Linked DNA regions of Homo sapiens: region 1 is linked to region 2. Evidence: read pairs that join two places in POLR2A ChIA-PET (ENCODE). Cell type or tissue: OCI-LY7. All regions are shown on one strand. Each heading gives the region's core, and the rest is flanking DNA. Links, peaks and the distances in the headings are about the cores only.

Evidence for each region. Peaks named below come from ENCODE experiments on the same cell type or tissue, not always from the same donor. Only the 100,000 strongest peaks of a DNase experiment are listed, where the experiment ranks them.
Region 1: POLR2A ChIA-PET joins it to region 2 with 9 read pairs; 4 of 35 experiments call an interaction of 5 or more read pairs at or near these places.

The regions. Positions count from the first base shown.
Region 1 is chr9:37,072,351-37,077,739 of GRCh38, reverse strand. No RefSeq gene overlaps it. Among named protein-coding and RNA genes, the nearest start is that of PAX5, 41 kb to the right of the region's middle. In OCI-LY7, for the core only: no CTCF peak of the experiment used is centred there; DNase peaks (open chromatin) are centred at 449, 2,739, 3,049, 3,699 and 2 weaker places; H3K4me3 peaks cover 3,096 bases; H3K27ac peaks cover 4,632 bases.
Region 2 is chr9:37,189,573-37,194,961 of GRCh38, reverse strand. The region is part of intron 2 of ZCCHC7 (zinc finger CCHC-type containing 7); the gene reads right to left. Among named protein-coding and RNA genes, the nearest start is that of ZCCHC7, 72 kb to the right of the region's middle. RefSeq lists an enhancer at 4,923-5,142. In OCI-LY7, for the core only: CTCF peaks have their summits at 2,877 and 3,083; DNase peaks (open chromatin) are centred at 3,081 and 4,917; H3K4me3 peaks cover 1,828 bases; H3K27ac peaks cover 5,000 bases.

The DNA of each region.
Region 1 (5,389 bases), core at 124-5,123, 120 kb after region 2:
AACAGTTAAAGTCTAAGGGTTTGGCTAGAAAAGAATTAGAACATTAATTAACATTATGGTAAGTGCTGGGAAGGAGGACAGGGTACTATGAAAGGGTAAAATTGGAGAACCACTTTGCAGATAAGGAAAGAAGCATAGAAGCAGCTCACAGATTAATGATTGTTTGTTTAGGTAATGTGTATTGTGTAAAACAAATGTCACCTTTTAAAAAATATTCAGCTTTTATTAAGTGCCTGTATTACTCCTGTCTATCTATTATATATAATATTTTAAATTTCAACAACACTTTATGGGTTATATATATATATATATATATATATATATATATATATATTTTTTTTTTTTTTTTTTTTTTTTTGAGATGGAGTCTTGCTCTGTCACCCAGGCTGGAGTACAGTGGCGCTATAACATCTCACTGTAACCTACCTTCTAGTCAAGTGATGCTCCCACCTCAGCCTCTCAAGTAGCTGGGACTGCAAGCTCACACTACTATGACCTGCTACTTTTTCTTTTTCTTTTCATAGAGATGTGGTATCCCCGTGTTGCCCAGGCTGGTCTTGAACTTCTGCTCTCCTTGGCTCAAGCAATCCTCCTGCCTCTTCCTCCCAAAGTGCTGGGATTACAGGTGTGAGCCACAGAGCCTGGCCAACACTTTCAAGTTGATTTTTTTAAATTCTCATTTCACAAAAAAAAAAAAAAAAAAAAGAAAGAAAAAAAGGAACAGATGTAGAAAGACTAAGTAACACTTATAGAAGGCCATAAGCTTAGGACATATAGTCATGTGCTGCTTAATAACGTTCCAGTCAAAAACAGACTGCACATACTACAGTGGCCCCGTAAGGTTATTTTATCATATTTTTATTTTACCTTTTTCATGTTTAGATACACAAATACTTACCATTGTGTTACAATCACCTATAGCATTCAGTACAGTAACATGCAGTTTTCTAGCCTAGGAGCACTATGCTCTACCATATAGCCTAGATGTGTAGTTGACTATACCATCTAGGTTTCTGTAAATACACTCAATGTTTATACAACGATGAAGTTGGCTAATGACGCATTTCTCAGAACATATCCCAGTCTTTAATGACACATGACTGTACTCCTAATTACCATGTCCCGTCTTCCCACTGTCACACATGCATTCAACAAAGATTTCCTACTTTCCCATGCTCAGAATGCTTCAGCCTCCCCGTTTAGTTTATGTCTTCAAACCTAGAGTCCTTTGGATGGCATAAAAGGCACTTCATGAGCTGACATCTGCCTACCGTTGACACTGAATCCTGAGCAGTTGCCAGAACACACCATGCCCTCCCACACCTGTGCCTTTGCAGAGAACACTCCACTGCCTGTAAAGCCCTTCTCCCTGTCCTTCTAACATATACCCACTCACCCTACTCTGCGGCAGTTTTGGGTCTTCAGGGAAACTTTCCACCTCAGCCTCTCTCCACATACACAGCATTTCTCTTTCTAATTGAAGCTGTCTCTACTCCCCATTTCTCCTTTTTTTCTTTTCTTTTCTTTTCTTTTTTTTTTTTTTTTCGACACAGTATCTCACTCTGTCACTCAGGCTGGAGTGCAGTGGTGTAAACACAGCTCACTGGCACCTCAACCTCCTGGGCTCAAGAGATCTTCCCACCTGAGCCTCCCAGGAAGCTGGGACTACAGGCGTGCATCACCACACTGCACCTGGCTAATTTAAAACTATAAACATTTTGTAGAGATGGGATCTCGCCGTGTTAACCAGGCTGGTCTTGAATTCCTGTCTCAAGCAGTCCTCCCGCCTCAGTGTGAACCACAGTGCCCAGCCCCTACTTCTTGAAATCATGGGTGACAGCATGCACAAATATCCTGAAGTCTTTCTTACAGAGTATTTTCTAAAGAGACCAACATTTATTTGAGAAGGGAAGCACCTGTTCTTCCCACGGCAGTGGTAGTAGGACAACAATGCGCAGCTGAATTGGGATGAGGGGCCAGGACAAAGCAGAAATCTGCTGCAGAGAGCAGGAAAGATATTCTGTAGCAGGATCTGGGCAAGCGGCACTCATCCATATCCTTTGCATTGCAAAGAGAGGAGCTACCTCCTTCCTTTTTATTTTCCAGTTTATTGGTGGCTCCTAGAACCTCTGAGAACTAACTGATTTTGACCTCTTAACAGTTGCCTTTCAACTACCATTCATTTACTGCAAGCCTACTGTGTAACAGGCCCTTGCTAACCACTTCAGATATATTGTCTCTTGTCCAGCTTCAAGTGACTCTCTTAGGGAGGGATTAGCCTCACCTCACTAGTATGGAAATGGAGACTTGGAGTAATCAAGTGACTTGCTCTGAATTACACAGCTGGGAAGTGGTGAAGCTGGAATTCAACTCAAGTTATGTCTAGATCTAAAACTCATGCTCTTTTCTATGCTCAAAGCTGCATATCAAAACTGAACTTTAGCATGGAGTCTATGATGACTGGCTCATGTCTCTCCACCCAGCACCTAGCCCAAGGCCAAGCACAGAGAAGGCTCACAGTGGACACTTTTGGAATGAGTAGATTTTTTATGGAATGGTTGGTAAATGAAGGCCTGGGCACGGTGTGAACAGTGTTGTGGGACAGCAGAGGAGGGGGTAGTGGCTGATTAGGGGACGTGGAGAAGCCTCTGCAGAGGAACAGAAATGAGTGAGGCCTGGAGAAATAAGTAGTCAGACAAAGACGGACAATTCAGCATTCTCACAGCAAAGACCACTAACAGGCAATTCACAGAACAGGAAACCCAAAGGCCGTGAATAGGTGCTCTGCATCACTAACAGTCAGAAAAATGCAAATTATCTCATGCACAGTAGATGAGAATACAAACTGGAAAAGTGTGTTAGGAGAGCTATTTAATAGCATCTATCACAATTATAAATGAGGTATGTTCTTAAATGTGTGTACAAACATTGTGATAGAAAAAATGGAAATATTCATTAGTAGGGAACAAACTAAACAAGAACACATTTATACCATTTAAAAATATTATGCCACGTTTGGCTGGGCACAGTGGCTCACACCTGTAATCCTAACACTTTGGGAGGCTGAGGAGGGCAGATTGCCTGAGCCCAGGAGTTTGAGACAAGCCTGGGCAACATAGCCAGAGGCAGTCTCTAGGGGAAAAAAAAAAATATATATATATATATATGTGTATATATATATATATATATATATATATATGCACACACATATGTGGCATATGTATATATATGTATATATATGTATATATATGTGTGTGTATATATATATACACATATGTGGCATATATATACATATATATATGCCATTTTTAAAAGAATAAAGGGAATCTGCATGCACTGACATGGAAAGATTGCCAAAGACGTACACTTAAATGAAAAAAGGTAAATTGCAGAGCAGTAAGGATATAGTGTTCTCATTTTATTATGTTTTTAAAGGGTACAAGTGTGCCTGTGTATAGATATGTGTGTATATAAGTGCATAGACAAAATACTAGATGAATACCAATCGTTAACAGTGGTTATTTACCTCTTAGGAGGGGAGTAGGAATGGAGGAGATTGAAGAATGACTTTCACTTTAAAAAGTGAGATGTGATTCATTGAGAAAAACAGCACATTACTTCTATGGCATTCACATCAAAAGTGCGTAACTTGAATATAACCATGAGGTACACTCTAAAAATACTGGACTTATCTCTTCAAAACTGTCAGTGGCAGGAAATGCAAAGAAAGACCGAGGAACTGTACCGCATTAAAGGAACAATTGGCAACATCCAGATCTAGGTTAGAGGACAGTACTGCATTAACATTATTTCCCCAATTTTTATATTTACATTGTGGTTATGTAAGAGAATGTCTTGGTTTTATTTTTCAGGTCGAGCACACTGAACTACCTGGAGTAAAGGGGCATCATGTCTGAAACTGATGCTTAAGTGGCTCAGAAAAAAAATTCTGGGAGCTAGAGGGAGAGAGAGACAGAGGAGTGTGGTAAAAAGTTAACATTTTGGGGATCTGCGTAAAGGTATATGAGGATTCTTTGTACAGATTTTGCAATTTTTCTCCAAATGTGAAATTATGTCAAAATATAAAATTAAAAGACAAAATTAAAAGAATGAATGAGAGTTTGCTAGGTAGAGAAGCAGGGGGATCTTCTGGCAAAGGAACAGGATAAGCAAAAGCATCACAAGTGTGCGAGTCTTCTGTGTTGACAAACAAGCCCTGACTCTGAATATCCAGGACTAGCATGGTGTGGGGAGACGGGGATTAGACGTATGATGAGCAGCATAACCCACAAATGGACACATTTCCCTGCTACCTAAGATTGGAAGTAAAGACTTTAGGCCTACATTATACCCAGCCTCAAGAGTTGCAAGACATAACATGAGTTCTCATGGCGGCTCAGTCTTTGCATTGGCAGTGTCTCTTCATCCAGTGACTGTGTGGAACAATGGAAGCCCTAGAATCATGGCTGAAAGGGACATCTAGTCCAACTCTCTCATTTTGCAGAAGGGACAACTAAGATGCAAAATGAAGAGATTTGCAAGGCCCCAGCAAAGGTTAGTGTTAAAACTGGCCTGCAGGCCGGGTGTGGTGGCTCACACCTATAATCCCAGCACTTTGGGAGGCCTAGGAGGGTGGATCACCTGAGATCAGGAGTTTGAGACCAGCCTGCCCAACAAGGTGAAACCCTGTCTCTACTAAAAACACAAAAATTAGCCAGGTGTGGTGGCACACGCCTGTAATCCCAGCTACTGGGGAGGCTAAGGCAGGAGAATCGCTTGAACCCAGGAGGTGGAGGTTGCAGTGAGCCGAGATTGTGCCACTGCACTCCAGCCTGGGCAACAAGATCGAAACTCCGTCTCAAAAGAAAAAACTGGCCTACATTTCACAATCCATCACTCTTTCTATTTGCACCAACGTCTAAATGATAAGGGAGAAGAAATAGAAGGCTAGCAAGGGAAGTGACTGAATGTTAAAGTTTGGATGTTTTTTATTTGCACAAACTTAGTGTCTGTACAATTTTAAAAGTAAACAATATAGATACCAATGTTATTGTAGAAACTGTTGTCACTTAAGCCAATAGCTTCCAACTGGTAAGTGATATTCAATTCAGGCTCCTAGGTCTGAAGCAGCAATCAAGGTGATTCTCAGGAATTCTCAATGACATTGGTACCCATCTGGATTTGTTGAAAAGTTTAACATCCTTTTGTATTATTCATGATTTTGCAGTTCTTCAAATTGCAAAGTGATGGAGAGAGCACACAATTTTCAACCAGCCTATGAAATCGTTCTTGAAAATGTGGAAATTCATAGAGATGGCTTTTAATTTTTCTTGGAGACCGCCTTTCCTTATGAAATAATGAAATTTAAAAATATATATTATAAATTAAA
Region 2 (5,389 bases), core at 62-5,061:
AAAAAAAAAAAAAAGAAAAAAGAGAATCCAAGAAATCTGAGTTCTTGTTCTGCTATACCCACCTGAGAGTAAGCAGTGACAATGATCTCAACAACATACAAAGACATCCTTTGGATAGAGAATTTGTATATATAATAACTGTTTGTAATATCAGCTATTCTTTGACAACAGGATTTTTCTCTTAAATTCCTTCTATTTGTTAGAGATTCAATTTGTCACCCAAGCTGTGGATTTATAGGATTTACATCCTTAAAACGAATTCCAGCATAATTTCACACAGAAGCCTTCCTGAAGTTAACCAGGACAACACCCAAATAAATCTTCCCTTTAAAAAGAATAAATGCTCCATGAAAATCATCAATACATCACTTAAGCTTAAGGCACAATATCTGTGCAACACCAAGCTCTATCCCAATCCTCCCAGTGCCACTAGAGTCTGTCTTAACCCCACACACTCTCTATTATCTGTTCAGACATGTTTTCCCAGTACCATTACTCCAAATAATTCCATTCCCTATACTAAATACACTGCTTCATCCTGCTTGATTCTCTACCTATATTATCTAACAGTCTTGCTCTTGAGTTGCAAGGCCGTTGCTACTTAACTCTACATTGACCTACCACTTACGATATGTAAGTAAGCTCTAAAGTCTCTTATAGGACCTCTGTATCATCTCTTAAATCACCAGGAATCAAGTACTCCAATTTGAGTTTTAACCATTATCTAATTTTCTATTAAAAATGCTAACTCAAAAAGAGAAATATTCTTTAATATATTAAAGGCCACTATCCTAGCATAGCAAGTACCCAATTTTTTAGAGTTTGTCTTCAATATATCCACATTTGTATGAAAACTTCACCCTAACTACAAAATTGGTCAGAGTGCTTAATTGTGTGGGATAGGCAAGTTAAGTGCCAGAGAGGAGTTCAAAGAACATCAGCAATGTCTGAGTTTGAGTGTGAACCTGAAAATCATAATGAAAACGCTGTAAGAGGGAAAGGGATGAGGCATTCAAATAATAATTTTAAAGATGAGGATATCAGGTTACAAGGGTCACACAGGACAAGCTTCATGGAGGAGATGAGACTTCAGGTGACTGATGGATTTGCACTGATTAGGAAAGAGGGAGAAAGAAATTCCTGAAGGCGGACAAATTTTTCCTTGGTAGATATGTGCCCAGCTTTTGTAGTAAGAGCAGGGCAGGATTACCACCTCATTCCTTGCTGAGGATAGAAACTGCATATAAACTGCATTAATTGGTAGCTCATATAAAATTGTACATGAAACAGCAGAAAATCCAACAACATAAACAGGCTATTATTAACACAATTTTTTTTTTTTAAAAGGCTACTAGATTTTTCTCCAGGCTGTAGAACCTGCCAGACTGTAGTACAGTGGCAGGCAACTTACATCCCTTGGAAAAGTTACTTTTGTGTGATCATCTAAACTAACAATTTTAAAGAATGTTTTATACAAAATATGGGATAATTATTGGTCTGAGACAGAAATAAGACTTTCTGAACATCTTTCTTTGGCCTGCTAGATGTCAAAATGCAGTAAAATTTCCTATTGTAGGAGAATTTTAGTTAATAAAAGTAATTTTATTCCAATGTCTGATTTACACAGTACAAAAGTGTACTAATAACCGTCAGAAATTTTTAAAGCTACAATACCCTTCTGAAGCCACCCTAATAATTGCTTATTAAAACACTTTCTGTTAAAATGTTAAAGTTATTGATTTTTTTTAAATTTCAGCAATACAAAGATGTAGCTTTCAATTCATGTTCAAACATAAAATAACTGAATTGAAAAACAATTTCACTTTCATTGAAATCAAGTCAATGGCTCATTATTCAAAAGCATATGTTCATCAATACAAATAAACTTTCATTTCTATTTGAGGTTAAAATCCTAAAATAGCCCCAAAGTTGCACCACAATTCAGCTGCTATGGAAAGCTAAGTAGTGCTTCCCATGACTAAATGGATTAATTCTTTAGCCCAAACACAATTACTGTTCTCCACACTGTTCCATTGAACATCTAAATAAGCATCCCAAAGCTTATTTCATTCAAAGAAAAGATCCAGACTAAAGAATAATCCCAATGTATGAAGTTTACATTTTGTGTAAAGTTTTTTTAAAAAGGGAAAAATCTATAAGTGGTAATCAGGAAAAGACATGAGTCATTGTAGACAGGTGTTGGGGATGACATCTATCGACTAATAGATATCTTTGTTGAAGGACTGCCGTACAGATTCCAGTAGATGTCTTTTTCTCAAACCAATTTTTCTGACTTAGTTATTGAATCTAGACTTTTCCATAGGTGACACACACATTAACAGCAAAAAGAATAACTCTTCAAGAAATAGCCAATTACATGGAAAGATATTTCTTCTGGTCCTTTTCTTGCTTTAAAATTTTTCAACTTCAACCATGTATGAAAAGTGCTGTCTTACAATCATGTTTACTGAACATTTTATTCTTCCATATATTTCTACATTTCAAAAATCTCCTGTAATACACACCTGATCTAAAGAAGAAAATATGGAGAGGTCAGGGAATAGGAATGAGGGCAATGAGCTATACTGAAATAATTCAATATGGCTCAAAGGGTAAAATGAAAGAAAAATAATAGTTACTAATTTCAGATCAGGATTCTCTGACAATAACAAGTTATCTGATTATGAGATGGGCTGCCTTATTAACACTTGCTGTTACTGAGATGTTTACAAAGAAACTAGGTAACCATGTCCACTATGTTGGAGAAAAAATTCCTATATGAGAGAAACTGGACTACATAACCCTATAGACTTTCTTCTGACTCTTAATACTGGTCATTCAATTTCCACTCCTTTTTAACTAAAGTTCTGAAATGGTAGCTCTTTTTCCACCTGTTTAATGCCCCTTGGGAGACCACTACTGTCAAATTATCATTGCAACATTAGTTGCTAGAAAGAGAATTTTTAGCTCTTTATAACACTTTTGCATTTAACTAAAGGATTATTTGCTGTTAGGCGGTTTTCTACAGCTCTGCCCCCAAAGGACTTTCACAAACAATGCAAATGCATTTTCACAAGATGGAGCAATTTAGCTTTGGTCTTTTAATGAAGGCTGAATTAATGGCAAGGCTTCCTTGCATTGTTGTAAACTAGACTGCTACAAAGAGCAGGTGAAATGGTTTTCTTCCTTTGGGCAGAAATGAAAATAAACTGTAAAATTCCTACCCAGTTTTGATTCATGTTTGCGTTCATTAACAGAGGGTTAAACAGCCTGAACCTTACCTTTAGCAACTGCAGGTATAATCGGATTAATTTAAATGGTTATTAATGCCCTTTGGAATTCTAATTAGCCAGGGGGACAGCTGATGCAGACAGCCTTCGGGGGTGGGGATTAGTCTCTCAATCAGAGTTCAAACTCTCAGAGCAGCACCCCTACATAAATCCTATCCACCATTTTAGTGGGGTGGGAGTAGGGGACATGGAGAGTAGGGGTGAAGAATCTAAAATAAAGAAATACAGTGTAAAAAACAAAAAGTACAAAAAGGTAAGAAATATAAAAGAGAAAGGAGAAAAAATATGACAAAAAATGTTCAATATACTTTCAAAACAATATACTGGTGATTAAAAAGAAGAGAAACCTAATGCACTTCAAATAAGTACAACAAACAAAAAGAAACTTCCTAGAAAATGGTTATTAGATCTTTGGCCTAGAATCTTATGACAAATTAGAAAAGACATAAAACTAAGGTAAAATTACTTTTTCCATAGGCAAAAATTTAATTATCCTGCTTCTCTGAGGCAGCAAAAGTTGCAATAGCTTCAAGTGCCCAAAATGTTTTACTAAATTTGCACATTTAGTTGCACCCATAAAAGGTGTACCCTGAAACGGGACAGTTTCCTTGTGTGGGTTCTAATGCATGTATTCTTTTTTTTTTTTTTTGAGACGGAGTTTTGCTCTTGATGCCCAGGCTGGAGTGCAATGGCGCGATCTCGGCTCACCGCAACCTCCGCCTCCCGGGTTCAAGCAATTCTCCCACCTCAGCCACCCAAGTAGCTGGGATTACAGGCAAGCACCACCACGCCCAGCTAATTTGGTATTTTTTTTTAGTAGAGACAGGGTTTTTCCATGTTGGTCAGGCTGGTCTCGAACTCCTGACTTCAGGTGATCCACCCGCCTCAGCCTCCCAAAGTGCTGGGATTTACAGGCGTGAGCCACCGTGCCCAGCCTAATGCATGTATTCTTAAACAACATGAAGCATAAAACAAAGAATATGGGGAAACCCATACATTAGAGTTACAATTGTTTCTTACGTTTTAACATTTTTGTTGATTTCCAAATATACCAGGAGTTCCAATTCCAAGTAAGATGGAATAAGCACACACTACCTTGTCTTTTCCACTGAATCCAGAAAACCTGGATGATGCATAAAGCAGCTAGTTAAGGCAGACTGGGGAATAAAATAAGAATTCATATTAATATCAAACAGATGATTTAGTATTTTTCCCCCTTTAGTATCTCCTGCCCTAGACTCAAAGCAGCTGAAATCTGGAAGCAGGCACTCAGGGATAGACAAAGAGAACTCCAGGAGAAGCCTCTAGTTCTAGCTTGAGGAGCAGGAACAGAATCTCCTAATACTTAGATAGAATGAAGAAAATTCCCTAGGCATTTTTTTTATTCTTTTCAACATCCTCCATACCCAGCCCCTGAGCAAACAAGATGGTGGTGGAAGCAGTGACAGCAGCAGCAGTGGGGTCTGCAGAAGTCTAAAACTCTGAGGGAACAAACCTTCATCATCAAGAGGGTAGCAAGAATTCTTTTTGCTTATTTTTTTCTCTGTCTTCTTGCTACTTGGCCCCAGTATGGGCACAGCTGCAAGAAATGTGCAGCAGAAGAGAGTAACTAAAGCAAGCTCCAGCTCTGTAGCTGGAAGTATAAAGAGGGGAGGATTAGGCAACCAAAAAGTACCAGAGAGATTATGAAGAAGGAGAAGCATAGGAAAGTGGCCCCATGAAGTTTGTGCTCACCCTTCCAAACTATGCCTGCATAAGGTTGATCCTAAAATAACATACCACAGACTCTGAGAGCTAAACTATGGAGTAGACAACTACTCAGTTCCCAGACAGTCCAATGTTTGGCACACACACTGGACAGTTCTGAGTAAGACTGCAAAGGTTTTGTAAAGGAAACTGGCATTGGAACTACAGCCTACAGAAGGCTGTTTAGAACTTTCAACCTGAATGAACCCAACCAAATTGCCTATTAAAAAAAAAAATCAGCTGGGCGTGGTGGCTCATGCCTGTAATCCCAGCACTTTGGGAGGCCAAGGCAGGCAGATCACCTGAGGTCAGGAGTTCGAGACCAGCCTGGTCAACATGGTGAAACCGCGTCT